Regions from separate parts of the Homo sapiens genome. Here region 1 is linked to region 2. A link is an interaction called in ENCODE POLR2A ChIA-PET data of the cell type or tissue named here. Cell type or tissue: Panc1. All regions are shown on one strand. Links, peaks and the distances in the headings refer to the core of each region. The heading gives the core; the rest is flanking DNA. Region 1 overlaps HMG20A (high mobility group 20A). Region 2 overlaps PEAK1 (pseudopodium enriched atypical kinase 1).

Evidence for each region. ChIA-PET counts read pairs that join two places held together with the same protein. Peaks named below come from ENCODE experiments on the same cell type or tissue, not always from the same donor. Only the 100,000 strongest peaks of a DNase experiment are listed, where the experiment ranks them.
Region 1: POLR2A ChIA-PET joins it to region 2 with 13 read pairs; 4 of 35 experiments call an interaction of 5 or more read pairs at or near these places.

The regions. Positions count from the first base shown.
Region 1 is chr15:77,474,298-77,490,203 of GRCh38, forward strand. It overlaps HMG20A (high mobility group 20A), which reads left to right. Exons shown (of 10, transcript NM_001304504.2): 7 at 3,258-3,333; 8 at 3,998-4,213; 9 at 4,882-5,024; 10 at 8,673-11,306. The coding sequence ends at 5,018. Among named protein-coding and RNA genes, the nearest start is that of HMG20A, 61 kb to the left of the region's middle. In Panc1, for the core only: no CTCF peak of the experiment used is centred there; a DNase peak (open chromatin) is centred at 8,484; H3K27ac peaks cover 1,562 bases.
Region 2 is chr15:77,399,320-77,415,225 of GRCh38, forward strand. All of the region lies in intron 1 of PEAK1 (pseudopodium enriched atypical kinase 1), which reads right to left. Among named protein-coding and RNA genes, the nearest start is that of PEAK1, 13 kb to the right of the region's middle. In Panc1, for the core only: no CTCF peak of the experiment used is centred there; no DNase peak of the experiment used is centred there; H3K27ac peaks cover 749 bases.

The sequences.
Region 1 (15,906 bases), core at 4,135-12,134, 75 kb after region 2:
TTCCCTTTACTTATCCTATGAGGAGTAAAACACTGAGACTCAGTGATCCTCTCAACTGACCACCTCATTTTGCCAGTGAGGAAAGTGACTTGCCTAAGACAGTATATAGAATGGAAAGAATTTACCCAGAATCACTTACTGAATTAAATTAGAGGCAGAATTGTGACAGAAACCCAGGCCTTCTGTGTCATAGTCTAACATTCTTGACAGCACAGTGCCATGCTACATAGCATAAATTACAGCGTTGAAAGTAAAAATGGGCCTCGTTGCCCAAGGTGTCAGCAAAATGTGTTGCCAGTTAAGTAAACTATTTGGTTTGTGTATAGTAAAGAAACCTATTGTATTCCTAAATGAAACTTGGATCCCTAAGTCATTGTTACCAAGGCAGGTACTGGAGAGGGCATATTAGAGCTAAAGAAATGCTGACCTGAAAGCCATTCTGCATAGCAGTGGGGCACTTCAGGCTGGTACACAATGTTAAGAGCATTTCCCAAAGTAAAAGTCTCTTGAGAGAAGCACATATCACACTCTTTGAAATTCTGGCCCTGAGCCTAGATCACAGCAAAATAGGTTCAGTTCAAAAGGGCCTCTTTTCTCTTAACCTCCACTCAATATATAGAATGGAAACCAAAGTGAAGAATATTCTTGCTCCTCTCAAATCGAAAGCCAGCCCACTAGACCCAAGAGTTAGCGAGTATTACTCTCAAGAAAGTGTCTATATCTCATGTGAAAACTAAGATAGAAACAATAATTTTGTTTCTCCTTTAATTTATGAGAAATGACAGAATGACACTCAGCTTGAACAAATTAGACCCTTTCAGTGAAAGGGTAATCAGATCCTTATGATTTTAATCCTTTGAGCTATCCTTGGAGCAGCTTAAGTACACCCAAGCCCCCAGAAGGATCCTCTCCATGCCGTGAAATGTGCTCAGTAATGGAAGAGCGCTGATGGTTTTTATTACCACTCTTCCATTAAGTAGAATTTCTCTGTTACCTTTCAGAGACTGAACAGTTTCATTGAATTGCTTTAATGTTTCTTATTTTGTGCTCTGAGAATCTGTACCAAGGGGCAGTGTGTTAATGCACCTATGTGGTGCTGTCCTCTGCCCTTACATAATTAGCTTGATTTGGACTGCTCTGGCAAAGAAGAGAAAAGATTACCAGTCTGAGGAGAGTCAAGACTTTGGAGGAGAGGGATCTTTGTACCATGGTAATGGGAGCCAAGCGTCTCCACTTTACCCATCTAACTGGCAGATATTGAGACGTATAGCTTAGGTAACTGATCTCATGTAACTGCAGTTAAGTTGGAGATTGAATAAGATAGGATGATAATGTCCTAAGTCTTTATGCTGTCATCTGTGGACTTATGTTTATATCTGTTATGCCTTGTGCATGTTGGGATTGTGTGTCATTAAGTTTTGTTTTCCTGCAGCAGCCCAGTAACAGTTAAAGCATATGGGAAGCCAGCAAATTTGAGAGAAAGCCACTGCGAAATATGGCTAAGATTCCTTCTGGAACCAGCCTTTCTTGTTCATACATTAGTTTCCATTGAAATCCCCTAGGAACTGGCTCGAGGTAGAGCTTTGCATGTTGAAACTTGGGACTTTCGATTGATAATTTTGTTGTTCATTTTCAAATTATTCTGGGAAACTTTGCTTTCTTTTGTTAGGAAGAAAAATACAAGTAGAAATTAAGTGCTCTGAAATTACATAGCTTTTCAGTGTCTTTCTTGCTCAGCTGCCATTGGCAGGTGGTTCACACAGCCCAGCCCCCTTACTAGGCGGCCACCGTTATGAATACAGGAGCTCGGGTGTCAGATTTCCCTCTTAAGCTGTGAACTGCTTAGCTTTTCTACTGGGCACCAAGTCATTTTTGTGTTCAAAGATTTAAAAAACTAGTGGAGGCTGGGCACGGTGGCTCAAGCCTGTAATCCCAGCACTTTGGGAGGCCAAGGCAGGTGGATCACCTGAGGTCAGGAGTTCAAGACCAGCCTGGCCAACATGGCGAAACCCCGTCTCTACTAAAAAAATACAGAAAATTAGCCAGGCATGGTGGTGGGCACCTGTAATCCCAGTGACTTGGGAGGCTGAGGCAGGAGAATTGCTTGAACCTGGGAGACAGAGGTTGCAGTGAGCTGAGATCGTGCCACTGTACTCCACCCTGGGCAACAGAGAGGGACTCCCTCTCAGAAAAAAAAAAAAAAAAAAAAAAAAAAGCTAGTGGTGACAAGAGTAGGAAAGATACATTCTGTCTAGCTTTAAACAATTGTTTATAGGAATGAAATCTAGGTATTATGTTTGCATGTTTTTCATGTTATAAAGGTCCTGGGATCTTAAGATTTCACTAGCAGTTTCTTCATTTCTCACTTCCTGCCATTTTACCACCTTTGTTATGGAAAATTTTGAACATTATGCCAACACACTTAAAATTAATATTCACAATGCTTTCAACTTCAAATTCATTTTAGAAACGACAGCCAAAGCATCTTGAGTTATTGACTTTATTCTTAAAGATCATTGTGGAATATATTTTGCAATGATCTTGTGAGGCTTTTTTATTTTTAATGGCTTATTGGTGAATTAATTTTAGGCTTTGTTATTCTTTTGTATCTCACATAATCGTTTGCTTTCTAATTTTTAGAGCCTGGTTATTTCTGATTTCTCGGTCTCATGTGTTTGTTTGTTTATTTTTCCTGTGTCTAAAGAAAATCTAAAAGACCCCAAAGATAGGCTGCCTCTCTTAAGTAAATAGAAGTACCAATGGAATATCATAATTATTGCTCATAGCAGTTACATTTCTGCTTAAAATTCTTATTGTCCACTCTGCAAATTTATATTGCATAATCTTATCTCAGGGAGCATTTTACATGCATAACCAACAAAAGTGACTGAAAAAAAACTACTCTTTCTCAATTCCCACTGCAATCACTTTCACAACTGTATACTGTTGACTATTCAAAACACAAGGCTAAGAAATGGCTTCAAATTCTCCATTAGGGAAATTTACGTAACTTTGTTTTAAGGTTTCTAATTGCACAGTAGTTGTATACCTGAGAGAAGTGAATACTTTACCTGCTTAAGCTCTGTGAAAGTTGGATTCCAATGAAAAGATGAATACATTTCCCTCACAGACTCACCTGGACTGATTCCTGCTCACCCTATTCTTTCTTTAAAGAAGACATGATCATTGTCTTCAGGCACTATTATTTAATTTATCTTCTATTAAGAATTAACTGTTTTGTTCCTCTTGATTCACAGAAAGAAACAGAGGTAAAGGAACGGTCTGTTTTTGACATCCCTATATTTACAGAGGAATTCTTGAACCATAGCAAAGGTGATTACTGAAGTTTCTTTTTGTGTTTCTCAGATTTTTGACAGGGGACTTAGTTCTCAGAAGAAATTCATTGCTCAAAAGCAATGGTAGTGTTATCCCTCCTTAGGACTACTCAAAGACCAGTGAAGGAAAGCTAGGGCATTGTTGTCAAAGCTTCTTTGGTCTCTGGATGAAAGGAAATAAATGCAAATCACAAATTCACTTGTCTTCAAACTCTTAGCCTGGAACCCCTTGCACAAATAAAAACTTACATGGGAGTCCAAAATATAAAATAAGTAAGAGCAAGTCTGATCCCATTGTGGTAAAGATGGGTACCTACAGCTGTGCTTGGCCAGTCTCCCAGGATCCCCCTGCAAAACCCCTCAGGCTTCTGATTGTACAATTTAAAAAGCAAAAACTAACAAACAAAAAAATACTGGGAATTGAAACTGTTTGTTGCAATCTTATGTATGGAATGTGACTAGCTTTAAGAATTAAAATAGCTCTGGGGAGTCAGGCGTTTCATTGCTGAAATTGCTATCTGGAATGCCATAATGAGAATAGGGAGATGAGGTGGGGTAGCTAAATTAGAGGCAGCTAAGCAGAACTTCCCTGTAAGAGTCATTGGGACTCCTCAGAGACTCCTTCTAGTGCTGCATGTGTTCTGTGGGATGTATGTCCTCAGCTCGGGAAGCAGAGCTCCGCCAGCTTCGCAAATCCAACATGGAGTTTGAGGAGAGGAATGCAGCCCTGCAAAAGCACGTGGAGAGCATGCGCACAGCAGTGGAGAAGCTGGAGGTGGATGTGATCCAGGAGCGGAGCCGCAACACAGTCTTACAGCAGCACCTGGAGACCCTGCGGCAGGTGCTGACCAGCAGCTTTGCCAGCATGCCCTTGCCTGGTAAGTCCTCCTGCCTGAGAACTGTCAGTGACAGGGGTGTGTGTGTTGTGTGGAGTGGGGTGCTGTTTATGTTAGTACTGGTGTGGAGAGATTGAAATCTCCTCCAGAGGAAAATTAATTAAACTACATTTTTTCTTCTCTGGATATAATAGAATGTCAGTATTGGCTAAAATCGTCCAATGTTTCAGGCTCTCTGGTCATTCAAATTTTTGTCCATTTATATTTTAATATCTATTTTCCCCTCTTTTAAGCTTAATTTGCTATTCAGAACACTGGAAACTGAGTAGTAAATCTTGAGAGTGTTTCTTCTTATGTATGTTTGTTTGCTTTTTAGTTGTTTTTGTTTTAACGGGAAGGAAGGGAGAATGAACACTGGTATTTCTTATATACTCTTTCATTTTGAAGATAGTCATAGCAGAAAGCTGAGCGAGTCTAACCTTCTGTTACATGCAGCTGCTCATATATACTATACAGCAATTATATAGCCCATCTGTTTATTTAGAGTATGTGGACTAATTTCATTTCTTTGAGATCTAAAAGTCTCTCCTCTAAAATTAAAAGCATGTCTGTGGAGCAGACCACATTAGAATCACTGTTTCTTTGAAATTGTGTTTTATGGTACAACTGAATAGGGAGGATTTTCTTACTTTCTTCTTATCTCACTTCAGGAAGTGGAGAGACACCTACAGTGGACACCATTGACTCATATATGAACAGACTGCACAGTATTATTTTAGCTAATCCCCAAGACAATGAAAACTTCATAGCTACAGTTCGAGAAGTTGTGAACAGACTCGATCGTTAGGGAATGGTGAGTGCTCACTGATAAATATTTATATGCCAGCACATCATCAAAAATAAGATGTCATCAGACTTTATCAATACTACTAAAACCCTGGGATTACATTGGATGAACAAGTTGGAGACTTGGTTAAGATTCCTGTTGCATGGTTGTTAAATGTAGTAAATAATATTAGAAAAGAGAATCACTGTAGTCCCAGCTACTTGGGAGGCTGAGGTGGGAGGATTGCTTGAGCCCAGCAGTTCAAGTCCAGAGAGATCCTGTCTCTAAAAATAAAAGAAAACAGACTCAAGACAGTTTTTTCTTATGCTTGCTTCAGAATGGTTTAATGGGAAAAGCATGGTTTTTGTGGCTTGACCTCATTTCTAGCTTTGTCACTTATTAGCTGTATTCTTGGGCATTAGTTTCCCAAAAGGTTTTGAAAAGTGAGTGGGAAACTTAGAAGAAATCATCCCCAAAACAGCACTCAGAACAAAATAAATATAACTTAATTTTTAATCTTCCTTTTCTCTGGAAAATACTAATGATAATTTAGAAGTAGTCAGTGAGACATTGTATGTATGTGAGCCTACATAAGTAGGAAGCTTTTATATTCACCACTCAATAACACAGTGACTGTTGTCTGTTAAATGTTGATGTGGACTCACCATACAAACAGGTAACTCCCTGGTTTTGATAGATTAAAAAATAAACTCTTCAGCCAGGTGCAATGGCTCACACCTGTAAGCCTAGCAGTTTGGGAGGTCAAGGCAGGCAGATCGCTGGAGTCCAGGTTCAAGACCAGTCTGGGCAACATGACAAAACCCCGTATCTACAAAAAATACAAAAAATTAGCCAGGCATGGTGGTATGCGCTTGTGGTCCCAGCTGCTTGGGAGGCTAAAGTGGGAGGATCACTTGGGCTTAGAAGGTCAAGGCGAGGCTGCAGTGAGCCATTATCAGACCACTGCATGCCAGCCTGGGTGACAGAGCAAGACACTGTCTCAAAAATTTTTTTAAATAAAAAATAAATAAACTCTTGGTGGGGCACAGTGGCTCACACCTGTAGTCCTAGCACTTTGGGAGGTTGAGGCAGTATTGCCTGAGCCCAGGAGTTCAAGACCAGCTTGGGCAAAATAGTGAGACCCCTGCTTTAAAAAAAAATGAAAAAAATTAGCTGAGCATGATGGCGCACACCTATAGTCCTAGCTACTCAGGAGGCTGAGGCAGGAGGATCACTTAATCCCAGGAGTTCAGGTTTCAGTAAGCTAGGGTCACACTAGTGTATTCTAGCCAGGGTAACAGAGCAAGATTCTGTCTCAAAAAAAAAAAAAACAAAATAAAAATATAAAATTCTCAATAAGCAAAAAAGAGAGAGAAAATAAGTTTTTAAAAAATATGTTCAACAAATGAGCAGTAGTATGTATCCTTTTTTTTTTTTTTTTCCAGAAGAGATCTACCCATGACACTTTTTGGTACTAATGGTCATTTCTCAAATGGAATTGGTATTTATTCATTCAAATTCCTAGAGATAGGATACCCCTTTACTATGCCATCCCACAAAACTGGCATCCCTTTGCTCTATTGGTTAAGTTATTCCATACCTGCAGACATATAAACTGTGTGGAAATTTTAAGATTAGACTCTACAATGAGGTGGCCATATATGGATACTAAAATAAGAGTCAACAGCAGGATATGTTCCTTAGAATGGTCATGGGTTTGAATCTTTATTTGTCCTGTGAGTACATGAGCACACTCATATACATAATTTATATTCTGGTTTGGTTTGGACTTTGAGCAACATATATAAAGATAAATGCCTAGTAAAGACAAAGGCAGAAGTCTTTATACTTCTTGGTGATGCCCTTGGATGGTAACTGTACAAGGCAATGCATTATATTTTAGCCTCAGCCATGCTCTGATGGGGAAAGGATTACTATCCTTCTAGGGAGTAGCCAGATGGAATGGACTGTACTTCTTAGAGATGGCTGGACTCCCTGCAGAATAAAGAAGTGGCATTACTGCTGCTGCTTATGAAGGGAACAGCTTGTAAATCTAGGCCTGGGATATTCAGGAGCTCATCATCCTTCCCATTTTCGTACAGTGTTTTCAATTAGCACTCTTGTAGGCTTGAAAAGTGAGAGCTGGGAGAAACAGTGTGGAAGATTGTGAAAGAAAACATTAATTGATAACATCGTGTCTCTTCACATAGATACAGGGCAGCTAATTAAGTATTGACCCAAAAGTGGTTTTCCATTTTGAGCATTTTGCCAGTAAGACTCTCCTAAAGCTTTTTTCATCTCAAGAGTATAAACTATATTATTTGTTTTCTGATGAGTCTTTGAAAACTTAGAATATTACTATTATCCTTGATTTTAACCTACAAATATTTTGCCCCTGAAAAAATAGCTAAAAGTGTGAACTGTTATATTACTACAGATTCTTACAGTCTAGCCATGCAAACATAACTAACAATAGATGGTTCCCCACACCCCCAAAACTGTCAAAGGAAACAATTACAAAGACTGTGATTAATACTGGTTTGGCCTCATTATACAAATATGTACAGACAGCGAGGCTGATGTCCCCAGCACTCATGATGCAATTAATTACTCTGACAAGAGTTTGGCAAAGTTTTCATCCACTGTCAGGAGCCAGTGAGTGAAGGGAAGCTAATGGTCTACAAGTTTCAGAGGAGCATATTAGGGACCTTTAGAAATCTAACATTTTATATATGAAGAAACTGAATCCCAGAGAGGAGAAACATCTTGCTTGAAAATATCTGCGTAGATGAGTACAGAATCCAAGACTAGAACCACAGATATCTAAACTCTCTCATTCACTGGGTTTCTAAAACATTGCTCTAAGGAAGAGGTGGATGGGGGAAGGGGAAAGCACTAAAAAATCCTGAAATAGAGCATTAAGATACATAGGAAGTAAACAGATAAAAATTGTAATCCAGGAATTATAATGTTATAGAATTTTAGCTCATTTTAAAATTATTTTGATAAATATACAGTGGAAGAATTACCCTACCTGTCTGTCACCTTTCTTGTAGCTGAGTAGTACCTAGAGACAAGTGGAGCTAGGAGGAGGCCATGAGGGTGATTTTAAGTTGAAAGGTGACTACCTTATATAAACTATTAAAATGCATATGTTGCCTGATTTCAATGATAATATTTGGCTGTTTGAGTTTAGGGAAAAAAAATCTTATGTGACTGTATTTTTATTAATATGAGAAATGTTCTTGATTATATGCACATAATACATCTCTATACATGCAGATATCCTTAGTTAACACTTGAAGAAAATTGGTTTTGATTGACCATACATTCTTCAGACTAAAGTAGGGTACTCATTTTCCCTCCTCAGGTTTGTCCCTGATAGTTGCTTTTCTGTGTTTAGCTGATGATTTTCCTACCTCCCATTGTTGCTGAACTGGAACAGGGCCATGTTTCTCATTGAAATGTTATGTAAAACATCTCAATGAGGTTGCCTGCTTACAGCTTTATGAGTTCTTCAGTTTACATACACCCTGCACTCACTTTAACGCTTATGAAACCAAAGCATTTTTAAAATCCATAGCGCTAACCCCTTCCATTCAATACTTACTTTCTTGGTGTTATTTTCCTTGTTTGTTTTTGTTTTTGTTTTGTTTTGTTTTCCTGATTCTACAGGTCTTAGAACTCCAAGATGTTCCATAAGTGTTTTTACTTGTGAGGAATGAGAAGCCATCCATGGAAATTTGAACTGAGTGGGGGCAGAGAAAGAGTGCAGATCCCTTTGCTTGTGAAAGAATTATCAGTGAGTGAAAGGCCATCACCCCAGGAAGCCAAATGAGGGAGCAGCAACATGTATATGAGCTTCCTATGGAATTGTCCTTATGTGAAGCTTTGAAGGTGTACAGCCACTCTCCCGGGTCTTCAGGTTCCTACCATTTCCATTTCTGTTAAAGTGGATCTGCATATCTTCAGCTTACTAGGTGACCCGGATGCTGACATCTGCTGCTGCAGAAAGGAAGACTTTTCATTGTAATTTCGCTTAGACCCTTTTATCAGTGGAGCTCCAGTTTTCTTACCTAGCTGTCACTTTTTTAAATGCCTCTGGGGGTTATTTTTGCTTTCCTTGGCCCCCACCAATTTATACATCTCCATTTTCTGACCTCTGGACTAACTGGTTGCTCAGCAAGGTTCTGAAGGAGAGTTTCTTGCATTGGACAGGCCCAGTCTTCTCCCATCATTGCCCTGCTGTGACTCCAAAGAAAGGAGCTTCTTGCTGACAGTGCCCTGTGGAGCAAGGCTGTGTTTCCTACCCCACACGGTGCTCAGTGGGTGCCAGCCCTCAGTGTGGCTTTGTGATTGCTGCCCTAAAGGAGAATGCTCTTTCCTTCCTCACTGGTACTGCCTGCTGTTTTCTAAGCATTGCTCCTGCACAGACATGGAGTCCCAGCCCCAGCAAGGCTCTTCTGTTCCCATCTGTTGACAATGTCTTGTGGAGCATTTTTGCTGAGGAAAAGGTCACTTGTAAACAGAGGAGAAAGGGAAAGAGTACAAAGCCCTAAGTTTATTGTAAGTGAAAACTGAGGGAATTCCTGTCTTCTTTAGGAGTAATGATTCATAGATCTAGATAGGTGGAAATATCATTCAAAATAGTCACTTGAGCTCACAAAAAAAGCAAGGAAGAATTCTCATGTCCTTTGTCTTCCTTCTGTAGCCATTAACTGCTGAATCCATGTGAGGAAGACAGGCTTCCCTTCCTTCCCCCTCCTTAGTGATTTTTTCTTTAACAGCATAAGTAAAGAGGACTTTCTGGTTCATTTTTGTTTGTTTTGTTTTGTTTTGTTTTGTTTACAGATGAGGTCTTCCTGTGTTGCCCAGGCTGGAGTGCGGTGGCTATTCACAGATGCTATCATAGCACACTACAGCCTACAACTCTTGGGCTCAAGCATCACGCCTAGCAGTTTCTGGTTCCTTTAACAGCAAAAGGAAAGAGAGGTTCTGATTCTTACCTCAGGGTTTTTTGGTTGTTCATTGTTTTTGTTTTTGTTTTTGTTTTGACACTGCAGAGCACAAGGCTAAAGGTTACAGCTGAGATCTTTGGAACCAAAGGCAGAGCAAGCAGAGCCCGTTGTCTGGGCCCCACACCACTGCAGGCAGGTGGATAGAAGTGCGGCCCCTCTCATAGTATGCCCATAAGTCAGGGCATAGGGCAGAACTACCTGTCATGTTGCTACACCATCCTGTCTTCTCAGCATCTCCTTGCCTGTTTTCTTTATTAGTCCAAAGGAAAACAACAGCAACAAAATCTGTTTTTAAAATGTCTTATATGAACATATATCAAATATCCATGCGCTGAAACCCACATACCATCACTTGGCAATTTTTTAGAATAAGACCCCATTATTATCTATTGCTATAAACCTAGCCAGTTCTCTTGCTCTTCTGTATTTTCCTATTTCCCTGCCATCATCTGCTATTTCTGCCACTTCTCTTAGACTCCTTGTCTGCAAAGCCCAAGCTAGAACTCACTGTCTATGGCAGAAGGACATCCAGAGCCCATTCTGGAGTTTTGTTTTTTCCTTCTGCCAGATGCTTTGTGTCCTGTCTTCCTTCCTCCTCATATTTCTGTTTCTCATTTGTGTTCAGTTTTGTGCAGCATTGCTAGCACTGCTTTTGTGACCAGAAAAGGCCATAACATGGTCCAGGATCATCATTCTTCTGACTCTAGATGGGACACTTGACAGTGACTTGAAACATTTGCATATTCAGGAATGCATGAGATTTCAAGAGAGCCTACAGTATGAAATCATTTTCACAAAATAAGCAGCTTGCTTCTGAAATGCTGTCTTTCCCAGTAGCTACTCACCTGCCTCTGGTGGCTGGGATTCAGATGCCACAAAACTGTCAGTATCTATAGACCAGGTCTGTGCCACCTCCTCTCTCCTCTGTGCTCAGTGAGGAGGCAGTAAATGAAGTTACAGGCTAGCACAATACCTAACTCATGTTTCCCAGTACACCTGTAGATATTACTGTACTTTTATGTTCTCAAGAAATAAGTTGTTGCCTATTCAGTGTTACAGATTTCTTTGTTTCTTTTTAATTAAAATACAAGAAGCAGCTGAGGAAAGGGAGACAAGGTATTTTATTTCTGACTGATTTTAGAAAAAACTTGTGTACATGTGTTTGGAACTGTTGAAATGCCAAGTTTTCTGTATAAGTGTTTTTGTAATTAAACTTTCAGATTTTCTTTGTTTTTTAAGAAGTTGATGTGCTTGTTTGACATTTGTCTCATTAAAACTTTTCTACGTTGAATTCACCTGTTTCAATTTTACTTGCTTTGTAACAAAAAGTCCTACCTCTGGCCGGGCACGGTGGCTCATGCCTGTAATCCCAACACTTTGGAAGGCCAAGGCAGGCAGATCACGAGGTCAAGAAATCGAGACCATCCTGGCCAACCTGGTGAAACCCCGTCTCTACTAAAAATACAAAAATTAGCCGGGCATGGTGGCATGAGCCTGTAGTCCCAGCTACTCAGGAGGCTTAGGCAGGAGAATCACTTGAACTTGGGAGGTGGAGGTTGCAGTGAGCCGAGATCGTGCCACTGCACTCCAGCCTGGCAACAGAGCGAGACTCCGTCTCAAAAAAATAAAAAATAAATAAAAAAGTTCTATTTCTGTTTTTTCCTCTTAAAGACTTTGTCAACTCTACATTAATCATGACATCTGTTATGCTTTTAAAACAGTAACACATTCATTTTACTAATTGCTACTTCAAAATGTATCTTTACCGGTTTGAGAAGTCAGCTCTTTTAATGTATGCTGTAACAATACAGTGAATTCTAATTCATTTTAATATAGCAGTAGTATTCTGAAGACAACTTACAAGGATGTTTTTAAAGTCAGTGACTCTGATGTCCCCTTGATAGAAGATCATTTGATAGAAGAAAGGAGATGTGCTTAAATGCTTGCTTTTTTTTTTTTTTTTTTGAGATGGAGTTTTGCTCTTGTTGCCCAGCCTGGAGTGCAGTGGCACGATCTCCGCTCACTGCAAACTCCGCCTTCCAGTTTCAAGCGATTCTCCTGCCTCAGCCTCCCGAGTAGCTGGGATTACAGGTGCACGCCACCATGCCCAGCTAATTTTTGTATTTTTAGTAGAGACAGGGTTTCACCATGTTGGCCAGGCTGGTCTTGAACTCCTGACCTTGTGATCCACCAGCCTCGGCCTCCCAAAGTGCTGGGATTACAGGCATGAGCCACCACGCCCAGCCAAATGCTTGCTTTTTGAAAATAACTAATCAAAATATTTTTAAAGGAAATTTGTCACCTATTTCTACTATGCTTTTAAAAATCCTAGGGGTGAGGCAACCTGGTTTCCAGAGCCTGCTGCTCTCCAAGTAGCCATTTGTGTGGCATTGGGCAAGTCTTGATTTGTTTCAACTCCAGTTTCCTCTTCTGACATAACACGTGCCTCAGCAATCCTGTACTATTGTAAGAAGGATAGAGTAAGGTAACAGAATCCACCTTGCCTTGGAGGACAGGAAGATAGGAAGTATCTGTTACATGATTGCCAGTAACTATCAGGGTATCTCAGTTAGGATTGAGTTTGGCTCTACATTAAGCAGAACTAGCAACAGCTTAAATAAGAAGTGTGTCTTTCTCATAGAAAACTATGCCAAAGTTGGGCAGTTAAAGGCTAGTATGGAGGCTCCTGTCTGTTCCACAACATGATCTTTCTCAAGGTCACCCCGTGGTCCAAAATAGCCACTTGACCATCAGCCATCACTCTGAAATTCCTGGCAGCATGAGGAAAAGAGGGCAAGGACAAAATGAGCAAACCTAGCTGAGTCAGGGCCCTCTAAAGAGTCTTCCTGGAAATCGTATTCAACACTTTCACTTAATTTGGCCAGAACTCAATCATGTGACTATAGCTAGCTATAAAGGAGGCCAAGAAATATCATTTTTGCATGGACGTCACTGTGCCCAACAATACAGGTTTTAGTAAGGAAGAAGGAGAAAATGAATATAGAGTAGGCAACTAATGTTAATTTCATAACTATGTGTGACTTCATTTATGCACTCTAAGCCCAACCCCGCCATGCTAGTGAATGGAGTGCATTATCTTGCCTTTGTCTCTTGGCCATTTGAGAATGACCATGTACTTCCGTGATACTTTTTTCCCCCGGAGAGCCAGAAAGCCAAAAACTGGCTTCCATCTGAGTTGCCATTTCCTGTTCCCATCTAGCTCTTCCCCTACCCTACAACAGCTGGTGGCCAGTCTTGTTTAGTAAAAATCAACATAAACAGGTGGTAATACTTCCCCTAGTTGTTTGTTCCCTTTCTCTAACTGCTCAGCATCTGCTGAATTGAAACAACACCAGGACAAGCTTTCCCTAAGGGTGGGGAAATTGAAGTATTGCTTAGCGGAAAAGCTCATAGCTACTTCCTGCCCTCTGAAAGAATTTCCTGCCTTGCAACTGAGAGTTCCAAGTCAGGGGTTTTTTCTTTGTTTTATTTGTTTACCTTTGATATATAGCCTGCACTCAAATATATACTTCAGTATCTATGGATATAAGCAGTAGTTTATATGCCAGCCCATTAAAGAAATCAGGATTGAGAATCAGACTAGGTGAAATTGTTAATGTACATCTGCTCATCCAGAAACCATTTCAGTTTAGTTTTCACAAGACTATGTGTCTACAGGGGGAAACTTTTGCCAGAGGTAGAAATGTAAATTCTCTTAGCTTAGTGAAATGCAAAAGGAGGAGCCACAAGAAGATAAGAATGGCATTGGGAAATTAAGTGCATGGCCAATGCAGATTTTCCAGATAGAAGGATTTTTATAAACCACCTGCAACACCAGATCAGTGGGAGGATGTCTTATATGTTTATGTGGGAATATGTAAGATTCAGTGTAAGAGATTCTCTTATTTGAATCTCTCTCTCACACACACACACCATCCAACACTTAAGAGCCAGAGTTTTTTATACCAACTTCTCTTCATTTCACTTTAATTCACCCTTTATTTGGGAATACAAAGATGTTTATAAAACATGGTTTCTGCCCTCCATAATTTCTGATAATCTAGTGGGAAGGACAGACTTGTACATAAATATTTCTAACATAGGGCAGCTTGTATTAATAGTTTTAATAGAGACAAATAATTTTTAGAGAGTGAAAAAGTTATTTGAATCTTACCTGATGAGATATTTTTTCCATAAGTGCAAAAGAGTTTGCAATAGAGAGTAGATCTGAGTCAGGGTGGGGGATCAGTATCTTAACTAATTAATAAGGGCTTTATCTGGAATGTAAATGAAATATGAAAATCTGAACTGATAGCTATCAGAGTTTGTCTGGTAGAGGTTGAGGTAGCTGGAAGGTCAGAACATTTGGATTAATTGTAATTTAGACAAGCAGTTTTTCAAAGTTCACTTTTGATTCATTCATAGATCATTAAATCAGTAAGTTGGTCAAAAACATTTTTAAAAATTAAAATGAGAAACTATCAGAATGCACTACAGGTAGTTAAGGGTATTATTTTGTGAAACTTACACTTCAGATACAGTCATATGTCTACATACACTTTTAATGTAAAATGTGTTTCTTACCATGGGATCACAATAAAGATAGTCAATGACTGTTTTATTACCTCTGAAATTGGACAACACTGCTGGGTTCAGGTCTGGATTCTGCTGCTTTCCTCTTACGTGACCTTAGGCAAGTTGCATAAACCACTGTATGACTTAAGTTTTCTCATCTGTAACATAGTGATATTTATCATTTCTGTCCTGTAGAGTTTTTATGTAGATTAGTCAATCCATGTAAAACACTTAGAATAGTGCCTCTCATAGAGTAGAAGACACTTAAATATAAGTTGTTATAATTTGTGGAAGACTAAAGGGAAAAGAGAAATAACAGACATATACCATAGGCCACTCTGCTGTGCTTTTTATGTAAATTATGTAATTCCACAACTTTACAGAGTAGGACTACTGTACTCATTTTTACAGTAAGTAAATTAAGACACAGATCTGATAAGTGACTTGTGCAGTTACAGAACAGGGAACAGGTAGAGAAATGGTTTATATCCAGATAACTGTGGCTTTACATTCCACTATAGCCGTACTGTCTTAGAGATAACTAATGAGAGTGGCATGAGTTCAAAGCCGTAGCATGGTATGGTGGGTCTGAGAACTGGAATTAGACCTATTCAACAATATTTGTTGAATATCTTTCTTGCGTTAGAAATTGTTCTGGGTCCTAGTCCCCATAGAGCTCTTCCCCTTGCTGGGGAAAAAGAGACTACAAACAAGTAACCTAACAAACTCATCTCAGCTAATTACCTAGATAAGAAGAAATGATATAAGCTAGGATAGAGAAAGGCCTTTCTGAAAAAGTATCTTCTGAAGAAAGACAAAATTGATTTGAAGGAGCCAGCCCGGTGAAGGGCTGAGGGTATACAAAGGCTGAAATCCTGAGGCAGGAATGAACTCTGGAATTTCAAGGCATAGAAAAAGCTGGTGAGGCTGGAGCAGAGTAAACGAGAGGCAGAGTGGCTTTGAAGTTGCAAGGCAGGCAATAGCAAGATCATGTAGATCCTCAGAAGTGTCGTAAAGAGTTTGCAGTTTGTCATAAGTGTAATGTGAAGAGAGTTCTACACAACTGAGTGACAAGATCTGATTTCTGTTTTTAAAGGGTCACTCTAGGCCGGGCGTGGTGGCTCATGCCTGTAATCCCAGCACTTTGAGAGGTGGGAGTGGGCAGACCACTTGAGGCCAGGAGTTGGAGACCAGCCTGGCCAACATGGTGAAACCATGTTTGTATTTTTCTACTAAAAATACAAAACAAAATTAGCTGGACGTGGTGGCGCGCATCTGTAATCCCAGCTACTCAGGAGTCTGAGGCATGAGAATCC
Region 2 (15,906 bases), core at 3,822-11,821:
CTAAAATTTATATGGAACCACAAAGACCCAAAATAGCCAGAGCTATGCTGAGAAAAAAAGAACATAACTGGAGGAATCACATTACCTTACTTCAAATTATACTACAATGCTATAGTAACTAAAACAGCATGGTATTAGCATTAAAAATAAACTCACAGACCAATGGAACAAAATGGAGAACCCAAAAACAAATGCATACATCTACAGTGAACTCATTTTTAACAAAGGTGCAAGAACATACATTAGGACAGTCTCTTCAGTAAATGGTGCTGGGGAGACTGGCTATCCATAGGCAGAAGAATGAAACTAGACCCCTATCTCTCACCATACACAAAAAGTCAAATCAAAATGAATTAGAGATTTAAATCTAAGACCTCAAACTATAAAACTACTACAAGGAAACACTGGGAAAACTCTCCAGGGCATTGGACTGGGCAAACATTTCTCGAATAATACTCCATAAGCACAGGCAACCAAAGCAAAAGTGGACAAATGGGATCACATCAAGTTTAACAGCTTCTGCACAGCAAAGAAAACAATCAATAAAGTGAAGAGATAACCCACAGAATGGGAGAAAATATTTGCAAACTACCCATTTGACAAGTGATTAACAACCAGAATATAGAAGGAGCTCAAACAACTCTATAGGAAAAAATCTAATAATCTGATTTTAAAATGGGCAAAAGATCTCTATAGATATTTCTCAAAAGACATGCAAATGGCAAATAGATCTATGAAAAGGTGTTCAATATCACTGATCATCAGAGAAATGCAAAATCAATCAGATATCCTCTCACTCCAGTTAAAATGGCTTTTATCCAAAAGACAGGCAATAATAACTGCCGGCAAGAATGTGGAGAAAAGGGAACCCATGCACATTGTTTGGGGAAATGTAAATTAATTAGTACGATCACTATGGAGAAGGTTTTTGGACATTCCTCAAAAAAAACAAAAATAGAGCTACCATATGATCCAGCAATCCCATTCTCAGGTATATACCCATAACAAAGGAAATCAGTATATCAAAGACATATCTCCACTCCCATGTTTACTGCAGCATTATTCACAATAGCTAAGATTTGGAAGCAACCTATGTCCATCAACAGAAACGGATAAAGAAAATGTGGTACATATACACAATGGAGTACTATACAGCCATAAAAAAGAATGAGATCTTGACATATGCAACAACATGGATGGAAATGGAGGTCATTATGTTATGTGAAATAAGCCAAGCAGAGAAGGACAAACTTTGCATGCTCTCACTTATTTGTGGGATCTAAAAATTAAAACAATTGAACTCATGGGGATGAATTTATCAGGACATAATCCCATTATAAGTTGAGGAACATCTATATTTAATATTGAGATAGGAGGTAGAATGTAAAACAACATATGCAATATATTAAAAATACAGACACAAAATAAAACTACATATATACACTACAGTGCTTGGAAAGATATCATAGCTGACTGCAATGATTACCTCTGGAAGGTAAATAGAAAAATATTGAAGGAAGATTTGTCTTGTTTTTCAATATATTGTTTGAATTTTTCTGAGATATTATTCGTCTATCACTTGCTCAATTTAAAACATTTTTCTAATCTCTAAAATGAGATAAATAATCAAGATTTTGCATTTGATCCTTACTATTTCAAACACTACATAACAATCTTGTGTATTGTTTATGTCAGAATAACTGACAAAACATTTAGAGCCAACAAAACCCAATATATACAATAAATGGCATAAATTTAGAAATCTTAAATTTTAAAAGGGGTACATCAGAAGAAAAAACTCTTACACTTTAAAAACTCACATTCTACCCACTAGAAGTAGGCTGGATACTACAAAAACTGCTTTCACACATACCCTGTAACTCATTTATAATAAATGTGTCTTACAGATTAATGGTTCACAATAATATCATCAAACTGCAAACTACTACCTCCAAAATAATCACCATATAAATGAGCAACTTTTCTTCTCCTTTGCTTTTGCTGTACATACTATTTCCTTTCCTGATAGATGTCTAATTTGCTGGCAATTTAAGCAGTGGTTTAATTTTAGCACTAATTAAGAATACTTTTTCTTGTTCTTTCAACATTTTCCTAGAAATGATACCCAAGGACCAGACACCATGACAGTCAATCTGCACTAGTCATAATACAATTTTTAAGAGTATAAGAAGAACAATACTCACCTAAAATCACATTTCTTTTGTTTCTTAAAAAACTCAACACAAAAATTGTAGCTTATAGATCAATTAAACTCCCAAATCAGCTACAAACATATCTTTGTATTTTCCACAGAATGTTATTCATTAGAACTTCAATGGACATTGCCACGAAAGAACTCAAAATTAACACAGAGCATAATGTCAAATGCATGAAATGCAATTTGGTATACATTAAAGGTGCCAGTTTTACTTTCTTAGAGAGCTTTTGCTGATCTGTATTGGAATTTTAAAGTTCCAATAAAAATTATTTACAACATGATTACAAGTAGCCATTAGGTACATCTTGCTTTATTATATTTTCTATGCTAAGAATGGGCAGAAGCAAGATACAGAAGTAGCAAGACTAAAGAAAAGGAGGGCCAGGCGCAGTGGCTCACACCTGTAATCCCAGCACTTTGGGAGGCCAACGTGGGCAGATCACCTGAGGTAAGGAGTTCAAGACCAACCTGGCCAACATGGTGAAACCCCAGCTCTACTAAAAATACAAAGATTAACTGGGCGTAGAGGCATGCACCTATAATCCCAGCTACTATGGTGGCTGAGACGGGATAATTGTTTCAACCCGGGAGGCAGAGGTTGTAGTGAGCCAAGAGGGACACTCCACCTCGGAAAAAAAAAAAAAAGGGACCAGATTTCAATCCTCTTCCCTTGTGCCTAAGTACAACAACAAACAGTAAAATTCAGAATGGAACAGAAACAAGCAGAAGGTTTTCAGTAATAGAATTGCTTTAAAATGCATATCTAGACATCGGGGAGAAAAGGAGATCAAGGGAATAAATCAAGGGAAAAGAGGCAAGTTCCTTCTTCTCCTCTTTAAATGAGACCAATTATTTCATTCAATCAACATATCACCCATTTATTTAGCCAAATGGTCTTCAATGTCACTGCATATCTTTTAGTAATGTGCCATATTTTCTCAATATTTAAAATATTACATGTTAAAATTATTAGTATATAATTATCATGTGAAGAAAAAGAAAAAATCAAGTTTAATCTGATTATCTTTCTGTCATCAAATAATGAAAGATATGCTCCAGTTTTGAATGAAGGTACAAAGTGGGGGCATATAATGAAAACAGAAAACTGTGCCAACTACTCCCATAGTGTATCGTTTAGTTAATGGTTCCTAGTACACTGATAATATTCAACTGCTTTCTAAAGTTCTCATTTATTCCCAGGAAACAATAAAGCAGACTTTCATACTGCACATGCCATTTTATATGAATCTTGCTTACTTCATTCAGGATAGATAAAAGCCATGTTGTATGAAAAAAAAAATGCCCTAACGAATGGGAAATATCTAAACTTTCAATTGCTACAGATGACTCAGTGAGTGGGCAGTTGCAGAAACTCATAGCTGAGGCCAGAAAAAGCTTATGTTTTCATGAAGATCACTTTGAAATGCAGTTCTGGGTAGACATTATTTGCTCTTGCATTATGATTTTGTTATACTTCCACTCTAAGCAATGATGAAATGTTGCATCCCATTGCAGAAGAAAAAGATGGAGTTTCTCTCATCATTATAGAAATAAGAAACCCTTTCTAAATTGGAGCCTTTTCTGGTTACTAGAACCATATTACAGGATTTAAAATACTGCTACTTTGCCTGTATCATCTTGGCCTCCAATGAGATTGTATTTGTCTCTCAAACTGCTGATTGGGTATGGTGAAAGCAGTCAAGTCTATCTCCCAATACCAACAACAAGATTTCAAATTGTTTACTCTGAAGAAAAGCAGAGACATTTAAGTGCTAAACATGTTTTAAAATAAGATAGTAACATATTTTTAGAAATATATTTATTTACAGCCAAGATATAATGAATAAAATATTACGGGTAAGTAAAAATACAACCATGATAGGCAATCTTACATATTGATTGTAAGGGTAAATAATTATTAAAGAGTTCTCATATTCCAGTAAAGAACTTAAATAAGAAATAGTACAAATCAAGCACAGTAATAATAGCTTCCACTGGTAGCATATTTATTTAGAAAGTTCTTTCACATATATTCAGCCTCTGAGTCTAATATTTATTGGATGTTCATATATCATACCCTATACTAAGTTCTGGGGACATGAAGATGAATAAAACACATCCCCCTTTAGTTTCCATTCATCTCATTTGACAATCAAAACCATATTAAGAAAAAAGGGCAGGATTATCTCCATCTTACAGGAACAAAATAAAGCGTAAGATGTTAAGGAATATTTTTCACATGACCACAAACTCAATTTAAAAAAAAGCTTATTCAATTCTATTCTAATATATCCCTAACCTTTATGCCCATGCCACATATTTATTACAATGCCACAAATTCATTTTAGAAACAGAATGACTTTTTTTAATTTCCAACTTTTAGGTTCAGGGGATACATTTACAAGTTTGTTGCATGGGTAAACTGCGTGTCACAAGGGTTTGGTACAGATTATTTTATCACTCAGGTAATGAGCATAGTACCTGGTAGTTAAAAACAGAACTTTAGAATATAGAATCAATTTTACTGACCATTCTGAGAGTTACTGCAAATAATATATCCAGTAGGCCTTTAGACAACTACAAATTTAACACTTGTGTGACATGAAGGTCCATAAATATAGAAATACCTAATTTTATTGAGGCAAAGGTTTAACATCTTGTGAGACACCAAAGTGAGTGTTCAGGATCCATGGTGTAACTTGGCTTTGCTGTTTTCTTCTCATACACCTCTCCAGAATACCTGCAAAGTGATATTTTATTGCATCTTCTGGGGGGAAATTCCATGTTCTAGGACTGTGCTAATACTAGCCACCTGTGGCTACGAAGCATCTGAAATGCAGCCAGTCTGAAGTGAAATGTGCTTTAAGTGGAAAATATACATTGGATTTGGAAGACAGAAAAAATAGAATGTAAAATATCTCAATAATTGATTATATTGATGGCATGTTGCAATATACAATTTATACTAGAATAAAATATATCATTAAAATTAATTTCACCTGCTTTTTTGTACTTTTTTAAATGTGGCTACTAGAAAATTTGAAACTACATATGTGGTTTGCACTATTTCTATTGGACAGCACTGCTTTAAGATATACCCAAGAGATTTGAGACATATTCTTCGAGACTATAAAGAGTCTGCTGTACTAATATATTTGGAGAATGATCATAGGAGAAGTAGGAGGTAGGATTTATTAATGATAAAGTCTATGATACATTATCAGAAAAAAAGAGCAGGTTATCAGATTATTAAAGGTACTGCTGCTTCAATATGTATTCAACTTATCGAATGTAACTTAGCAATATGAAAAAAAGAAAAATGCCAATTCCTGCAGTGAACATAAATCTGCTCTCTCCTCAATCAGTCTCAGCTCCTGTATGCCTTTCACAGTGTGACCACTTTACTGCATTCATTATAACTGATACATAAACTACATCCCTATTATATGTAGTATAAGGTCAATTAGTTTTTTGTTTTTTTTTTTTTGAGACAGAGTCTTGCTCTGTCAGCAGGCTGGAGTGCAGTGGTGCAATCTTGGCTCACTGCAACCTCCGCCTCCCGGGTTCAAGCGATTCCCCTGCCTCAGCCTCCTAGGTAGCTGGGACTACAGGTGCACGCCACCACACCCGGCTAAGTTTTTGTGTTTTAGTAGGGATGGGGTTTCATCATGTTGGCCAGGATGGTCTCGATCTTCTGACCTCGTGATCTGCCCGCCTCAGCCTCCCAAAGTGCTGGGATTACAGGCGTGAGCCACCACGCCCGGCTGAGGTCAACTAGATATTATAAGATGTATATATACACAAAAAGGCTGAGGAGAAGGGCGTTACATTATTAGCACTAGTTATCTCTGGATGGTAGCATGACAGATTTTCTCCTTTTTACTTATTCTACATTTTCCAACTTTTCTACAACAAAAATGAACTATATTCCTATCATAAAAGCTATTAATTTTTAAAAGATGTGTGGTATAATATGTAATATCAAACTCCACTTGAGATCTTTAGCCAAAAAGGACAGAAAAAATTAGAGGGAAATCGTTGCATATAGCAGGAGTCAGTCTCCTAGTAAGACAGCAAGCCCATAAAAATCCAGACGCTGAAGGCCCATAGAAGATAAGAGAAGATCAGCATTCGCATCTTAATAAAGCCCTGCCACTGCCTTTTACAAAAGAATACAAAACATATCCATTCCTAGGGACAAGATTTTTTGCTACACAACTGACAACTACAAGTTGCATTTATGAGATTCAAATTTTATTTATATATATTTAATTTTAAAATATGTGAATAAGATCTAAGTCAATAATTAAGGAATTCAGAGGTCTAACTCCCTAAAAATCTAAGTCAATAATTAAGGAATTCAGAGGTCTAACTCCCTAAATTAGAAACCATTGTATCTACAAATTATTTCTATGCTGCTTATGGTGTGATTTACATACTCACTGATAATATTTCACAAGCTGCGTTTGTATGGGAAGAGATATATAAGACACCATTTAAATTTGCTGTTATGCTGCATAGAAGAAAATAGATTTTTATAGGTTTTTTGTCTTTCTCATCACTCTTAGATTATAATACATTCCTCACTGAATCTGGAAACGAACGAGCTCTTTTAACTTCAGGAACAATAGCTGAATTAAGACCCAGCAGTTTACCTGAAGTCTTTAGTTTTGAGGTTTAGCAGTATGGATGTAGCCAGATTCCAAAAGGCAAATAAATGAAAAACAGCCTAGCCTAGCCAGAGCAACCAGATAAGAGAAAGAAATAAAGGGCATCCAAATTGGTAAAGAGGAAGTGAAACTGTCACTGCTCACTGATGATATAATCATATACCTGGAAAACCCTAAAGACTCATCCAAAAAGCTCCTAGGTCTGATAAATGAATTCAGTAATGTTTCAGGATACAAAATCAATGTACACAAATCAGTAGCACTGCTATATACCAACAGCGGCCAAGCTGAGAATCAAATCAATAACTCAACCCCTTTTATAATAGCTGCAAAAAACAAAATAAAATACTTAGGAATACACCTAACCAAGGAGGTGAAAGTCCTCTACAAGGAAAACTATAAAACACTGCTGAAAGAAACCACAGATGACACAAATGGAAACACATCCCATGCTTGTGGATGGGCAGAATAAATATTGTGAAAATGACCAGAGTGCCAAAAGCAATCAACAAATTCAATGCAATTTCCATCAAAATACCACCATCATTCTTCATAGAAAAAATGATCCTAAAGTTCATATGGAACCAAAAAAGAGCTCACATAGCCAAAGCAAGACTAAGCAAAAAGAACAAATCTGGAGGTGTCACATTACCCAACTTCAAACTATACTGTAAGGCTACAGTCACCAAAACAGCCTGGTACTGGTGTAAAAATAGGCACGTAGACCAATTTGAACAGAACAGAGAACCAAGAAATAAAGCCAAATACTACAGCCAACTGATCTTCAACAAAGCAAACAAAAAACAAAGTGGAAAGAGGATACCCTATTCAACAAATGGTGCGGGGTAATTAGCTAGCCACATGTAGAAGAATGAAACTGGATCCTCATCTCACCTTACACAAAAATCAACTCCAGATGAATCAAAGATGTACATCTAGGACCTGAAACGATAAAAATTCTAAAAGATAACATCGGAAAAACCCTTCTAGATATTGGCTTAGGCAAAGACTTCATGTCCAAGAACCCAAAAGCAAGTGCAACAAAAACAAAGATAAATAGGCGGAACTTAAATAAACTAAAAAGCTTCTGCACAGCAAACGAAATAACCAGCAGAGTAAATAGACAACCCAAAGGGTGGGAGAAAATCTTCACAAACTATGCATCCGACAAAAGACTACTATCCAGAATCTACATGGAACTCAAACAAATCAGCAAGAAAAAAAACAATCCATCAAAAGTGGGCTAAGGACATGAAAAGACAATTCTCAAAAGAAGGTATACAAATGGCCAACAAACATATGAAAAAATGCTCAACATCACTAATCAGGGAAATGCAAATCAAAACCACAATGCAATACCACCTTACTCCTGCAAGAATGGCCATAATCAAAAAATATTAGATATTGGCACGGATGTGGTGAAAGGGAACACTTTTTACACTGCTGGTGGGAATGTAAATTAGTACAACCACTATGGAAAACAGTATGGAGATTCCTTAAAGAACTAAAAGTAGATTTACCATTTGACCCAGCAAATCCCACTCCTGAGTATCTACCCAGAGGAAAAGAAGTCATCATATGAACAAGACATTTGCACAGGCATGTTTATAGCAGTACAATTCGCAATTGCAAAAAAATATGGAGCCAGCTCAAATGCCCGAGTAGATAAAGCATGATATATATATATATATATACACATATATATACACATATATACATATATACACACATATATACACATATACACACATATATACACATATATACACACATATACATATATACACATACACACACGTACACATATACACATATATACACACATATATACATATATACACATACATGCATAGATACACATATATACATATATACACATATATACACACACATATATACATATATACACATATATACATATAGACACATGTATACACATATATACATACACACACACACACACACACACACACACACACACCCTGGAATACTACTCAGCCATAAAAAAGAACAAAATAATGGCAGTGGCAGCAACCTGGATGGAATTGGAGACCATTATTCTAAGTGAAGTAACTCAGGAATGGAAAACCTGAGAACTTACAAGTTTTCACTTCTAAGTGGGAGCTAAGCTATGAGGATGCATAGGCATAAGAATGATAAAATGGACTTTGGGGACACAGGGGGAAGGGTGGGAGGGGGGTGAGGGGTACACATGGGGTACAGCGTACACTGCTTGGCGATGGGTGCACCAAAAATCTCAGAAATCACCACTAAAGAACTTATCTGTGTAACCAACCACCACCTGTTCCCTGAAAACCTATGAAATAAAAATTTAAAAAAAAAAACAGTCTAGGAATACTGCTGCAGAAACAGTTTTTCAAATGAAGTAGAGAACTGGCATTAGAAGATATTTTCTACTGTTTCTCCAATGCCTTAACTCTTCTTTCACACAAACCTCCACAATTAAAAAACTACTTCATACTCAAATAAAATCTACAAATATTGTAGCACGCCTAGAAAGAAGGCAGTTTTTCAGCATTTGAAATATTCAACTAATTATTCCAAAATATTTAAGAATTGAAGCAGGATGTGATGGCTCATGCCTGCAATCACAGCACTTTGGGAGGCTGAGGCGGGAGGATCACCTGAGCCCAGGAGTTTGCAATCATCCTGGGCAACACAGGGAAACTGTCTCCAAAAAATAATTTTAAAAATTAGCCGGATGTGGTGGCATGCCCCTGTGGTCCCAGTTACTCAGGAGGCTTAGGTGGGAGGATCGTTTGAGCCCGGGAGGTCAAGTCTGCAGTGAGCCATGATCATGCCACTGCACTCCAGCCTAAGTAACGGAGTGAGACCCCATCTCAAAAACAAACAAACACAAAAATATTTAAGAGTGGTACCATGGCATCTTCCCTTGCGATAACAAAACTGAATCTACTTTGAAAATTAAGAGGGGACCCTAACTTTAAACAATAAAAGTGCTCCTGTCAATGTGGGTGAAAGTATAAATGTACTGGGAAAATTAAAATCTTTATTTTTAAATGGAATATTTCTATCATCTTTTATATTATTTAGCACACACATGATACTATGCTTCAGGCATTATTTTAAGTACTTTTCAAATATGAGCTCATTAAAAACCCTCTGAGGTTGATGCTATCACTTCCCCCATTTTACACATAAGAAAACTAAGGCACCAGGAAAGAAAGTGATTTTCCCAAGTGGTAAAGATGAGATTCAGCTCCAGGCAGTCTGGGTCCCAAATCCATGTTCTTAACCACAATGTTGCTTACTCTCAGAAAGTAACATGCTCATGAAAGCCCAGTGTTTGACGCATAGTTAAGCATTTAATAAAAATCTGTTCAACAAATAAAAGAAAAAATGGAGATGGCAAAAAGCAGAAAACCCATTACTCACTGTCTCAACATATCATTATGAGTATAGTGGTATACTTTCTGTCAGTGTTTTTTCTTGTTCACAGAGGGATTTGTTTTCCTTTAACACTCAGCATATGCAATTTTGAGAAAATAAAAAACCTTAAGATACTAGCCTCTTAGCATTTTTAGAATAACAGTTAAAAACTGAACACTTGTATATATGCATGACATATATTCTAATTTCACCTCACAACCCCATAAAGTAAGTACAAGTATTATCCTTATTTTACAAATGAGGAAACTGAAGCACAGTTAAGAAACTAACATAAAGTCACATGGCCAGGAAGTGGCTGAGCTGGTAAATTCAAATCCAGGCAGTGTGACTTCTGAACTAGAATTCTTGACTATTCTTGGAGGGCAGGTTATGAGCTACTTGAAAGACAGTAATCGTGGTTTTTTTGTTTTGTTTTGTTTTTTGGTGTGTGTGTGTGTTTTTTTTTTTTTTAGACAGAGTTTCGCTCTTTTTGCCCAGGCTGGAGTGCAATGGCACGATCTTGGCTCACCATGATCTCGGCTCACTGGAACCTCTGCCTCCCAGGTTCAAGTTATTCTCCTGCCTCAGCCTCCTGAGTAGCTCCTCAGCCTCCCAAGTGATTCTCCTACCTCAGCCTCCCGGGATTACAGGCATGCGCCACCACGCCCAGCTAATTTTGTATTTTTAGTACAGATGGGCTTTCTCCATGTGGGTCAGGCTGGTCTCGAACTCTCGACCTCAGGTGATCTGCCTGCCTTGGCCTCCCAAAATGCTGGGATTACAGGTGTGAGCCATCGCACCCGTCTGTGATCATGTTTTTACAAAGTGGTATGATTTGTTTGGCTTGGCCTAAAATGAGGATGTTACCTTACAGATTTATTTTGTTTTACACTAACTCTGACTTAAACAATGAAAATTTTTAATATCTTCAGCTTTCTTGAACAAGCTAAATAAATCTTCATGTCTTAAATTTTATAAGGGTAAAGTACCTTATTGAAATCTTTCATTCAACAAATATTTGAATATCCACTACTTGTTAGGAACTGTGCTAATAAGATACAGTCTTTGCACTCAATGCATTGGCTCTTTCCACTCAGCATATAAATATGCTCAGATTTCTCACAACTAATAAATACAACACACTGGTCCATAAACCTGGATAATAGCTTTGTCGACTATTCGGAGGTAGAAATAAGAATGGAATCCTGCAATTACCTGCCCCCTATCCTACAAAGTAGATACACCTGTTATTTTTCTTGTAGTTCCTGAAGAGTGACTGACACTTAAATAATTACTAGATAGGTGCTATTTGCCTGCCTCATGCCATACTACCACCTCTTATCAGCTGGCAATGAAAGCCTACCTATTTTTAATGCAAAGGGGTTGAAATTAAAATGTTTTACTAAAACTTTGGTTTACCAGGCTACATGTTGTAATTATTTTTAAAATTCTAAAATTGTTATTTTGGGTTTGACTTTAATAACCAGATGATAAATGTGAATGTCTAAGACCACATGTGAAAGAAATAGTTAAAAAAAAAAAAAGGTGGGGCAAATTCACGGCAGATGGTAAGGCCAACCCTGCTTGATTTACAACCCTGCTTGTAAATGGAAACATTTGATTGTATGCAGTCTGAAGTTAAATCCTATTGATTGTGAAAAGGTAGCAGAGAGCCAAAAATTAAAAAGTCGAGGGCAGCAGAAACACTCCTCATCAGTTCACTGAGTGGCTTAATTGATAGCCAATGACTACAGGCACAATTAACAACCCAAGACCTAATAATGGAAAGGAAGTAAGAACAGAAACAACCTCCGAAACTAATGTTAACATATGGAGAAACTTCTACTGGTTGATAATTACTAGTGTGTACATAAAGCCTTGACAAGTTTCTTGACGCACACATGCTTACATCGGTGTTTAAATATAGCTGACACATATTTGAGTTCATAGTTTCTCATGTCCACATTCTCTAATAAGCTTCATTAGTACTTCATACCTTTTTTTTTAAATACAGTCTTGCGATGTCACCTAGGCTAGAGAGCAGTGGTGCGATCATAGCTCACTGCAGCCTTGAACTTCTGGACTCAAGTAATCCTCCTGCCTCAGCCACTTAAGTAGCTAAAACAGGCATGGGCCAGCACACCCAGCTAATACTTTTTTACTTTTTGTAAAGATGGGGGTTGGGGGTGGGTCTCACTACCCAGGCTGGTCTCAAATTCCTGGCCTCAAGTGATCCTCCCGCCTCATCCTCCAAAAGAGCTGAGATTACAGGCATGAGCCACCACACCCAGCCCCTAGTACTTTATATCTTTATCAGGTATGTGGCCTTCTACTGCTATTCTCTTTTTAAGTCTGTAATTTGTCTTATAAATTTATGGAGGGAGTGATGTTAACCCCAAACATAACTTGGTATCTTGCAAATAATAGGTATTAAGTGTTTATTAATGATATGAAATCCACCCTATAACCACACCTCAGCCCTTATCATTATGTGGAACTGCTCCTCCTTATCTCTCTGACTGGAATGCCCCATGGGCCAGTCCTTAAATTTCTTCTCTTCTCTAGCTACCCTCACTCCTCAGGTGATCTAATCTATACTGACAAGTCCCAAATGTAACCTGGACCATTCTTCTCTGAACTCTAGATTCCCATGTTCAACTGCTGACTTAATATCTCTATTACTTAGCATGTCTATTAGACATCTCAAAAACTTAACCAGTCTAGAACAGAACTCCTAAACTCTCCCCAAAAACCTGCTCTGCACCGTCCTCAAGTCTTCCTCATTTCTATTAATGACAACTCTATCCTTCCAGTTGCTCAAGTCAAAAACCTTGGAGTGATCCATTACTCTTTTCTTTTCACATTCTACAACCAATCCATCAGTAAATCTATCTGTATCAAAACATATCCAGTTAGAGTCACAGACAATCAGTATATTTATATTTTTATATACAGAAATACAGATTTTTACATAATTGTACATGGATACGTGGATTAGTATACATACATGCATTTCCTAGTTCTTTCCACTGAGAAAGTCTAGGAGCAATGATACTCCACAGCAATGAGCACACTTAGCATCCAGATCTTGGCTTCAAAATATCATCCTCCAATGAAAGGAACCAAGGTTCCTTAGAGAAATAATTGATTCTAGGGCTGAGGTAGGAAAAAAAAACAAGATGAACCTGAAGCATGTGGTAGTGTCAGAGAATAAAGAAGTGTGCATGTACATACGCATAAAAAAAGGATAGAAATATGCCAAAAAGACACAGAAGTAGACCTAAAAGAGATCCCAAGGGCCAAAACTGGAATAATTTGAGCAACAAAATAATGATAGCATTTAATTCTAACACTAAGAATAAAATAAATATCTATGAATTTGAACTGAGATAAATGATTAGATAGAAGGGAAAACCTTCCTTATAGAAGAATTCTAATTAATAAATGTAGAAAGAATGAGGAAAATTTAAAAAAGTACCTTCAGAAGCCACAGCAATAATTGCTGCAGGCAAGATCCACTAATGAATGCTAAAATTAGTGGGCAGAAACAGGATACTGGCAAAGCCTCAAAGTAGCTCTCTCAAAATATTTACCAATTACTGTGGTGGTTTTAATATATGTCCACAAATTCTTTTATACTTCTCCCTCCAGGAAGTGGAGTTTAATTTCCATCCCTTTAAGTGTGGGCTACACTTAGCAACCTGTTTCTAGTGCACGGACTATGGGAAAGGAAAAATAGTAACTTTACAGTGGACAAACCTAGCAGAAACCACCGTAACAGAGTGCTCACAAGTGATAAATTATTTGATATCATGCACCTCCTGTATGAAATAATAGGGGCACTTCACCTTTGCAGTACTCTCCCCCAAAATCCATAACCCCAATCTAATCATGAGAAAACATCAGACAAACCTAAACTGAAGAACATTCTACAAAATACTTGTGTCAAGGTTATAAAAGATAAGAAAAGACCAAGAAACTGCCACACATTGGGAGAGACAAAGAAGACAACTAAAGCAATGCAATATCAAGGTTTGGATAACAGAATGGAAAAAGAATACTAGAAAAACTGGTAAAATATTAAAGCAGTTTGAAGCTTGGTTGAAGCATCGTACCAATACTAATTTCTTAGCTTGATAAATGCACCATGGTTATGTAGGATGTTAACATTAGAGGAACCCAGGTGAAGAGTATATAGCAGCAGTTTTTCTGTTTGTTTCTTTGAGACAGGGTCTTACTCTGTTGCCCAGACTGGGGTGCAGTGGTGCAATCATGGCTCACTACAGCCTCTACCATCCAGGCTCAAGTGATCCTCTGACCTCAGCCTCCTAAGTAGCTAGGCCCACAGGCACATGCCACCACACCCGGCTAATTTATTATAGTTTTTAGAGATGAGGCCTCCCTATGTCGCCTAGGCTGGTCTTAAACTCCTGGGCTCAGACGATCTTCCCACTTCAGCCTCCCATAGTACTGGGATTACAGGAATAAGCCACCACACCCAGCCTGCATTTTCTTTCTTTTCTTTCTTTCCTTCCTTCCTTCTTTCTCTTTCCTTCCTTTCCTTCTGTCTTTCCTTCCTTCTTTCCTTCTTTTTTTTTTTTTTTTTTTTGAGACAGGGTCTTGCTCTGTCACCCAGGCTGGAGTGCAGTGGCACAATCACAGTTCACTGCAGATTGAACCTCCCAGGCTCAAGTGATCCTCCCACCTCAGCCTCCTGAGTAGGTGGGACTACAGGTGTGCACCACCATGCCTAGCTAATTTTTTGTATTTTTTTTTTTTTTTTGTAAGCGACGGGGTTTCACCATTTTGCCCAGGCTGATCTTAATGTCCTGACCTCAACCCACCTTGGCCTCCCAAAGTGCTGGGACTACAGGTATGACCCACTATGCCAGGCCCAATTACTGTATTTTCTATCTTATCCTCTGACTTGAAACGAACATGGTTTGGACAAGAAAGAATGGGCTTTGAATCCTGGTTCCATCACTTGACAGGGTGTGTCTGAATATGTTATTTAACCTTTCTAATCCTCAGTTTCTTCATCTGAAGGAGAACAAAGGAAATAATATAAGGTAAATAACAAAATTGTTGAGTTAGTGTTAGGATCAGAATTAGGTATTAAAGTGTCTAGCACATAGGAGGTACTCCACAAATAGAAGCTAGTATTATTTGCTCTTCATTTGCTCTACAGCTTCACACTGACTTCTAGCATTTCATGCTCCTCATTTTCTCCCAACTGGATCACCTCCTTACAGGCTTCCAGCTCATAATCCAGGAGGACTCCATAGTTCTTCAGTAGAGCTACAATACTCAATATCATTAATTCCCTCAACCAACTGTCCTTCAGATATCTCTACCAAACAGATATCTACAAAGCAGCAGATAACAGCCTGGGCAGAATTTAAACCCAAGCTGTTCATCTTACAAACAAGGAGAGTAACAGTAACAATACATAACTCATAAGGTTCTTGAGAGTATTAAATAGTTTCTTCAGATAGTCTGATCACTCACTGCTGGAGAAAAATCAACCACGAAAATTGGTACTGCTACAAATGTGAGGTCTACAATCTGAAATAAACAGGTCCTCAATGCTAACTAACAATCCTTCTT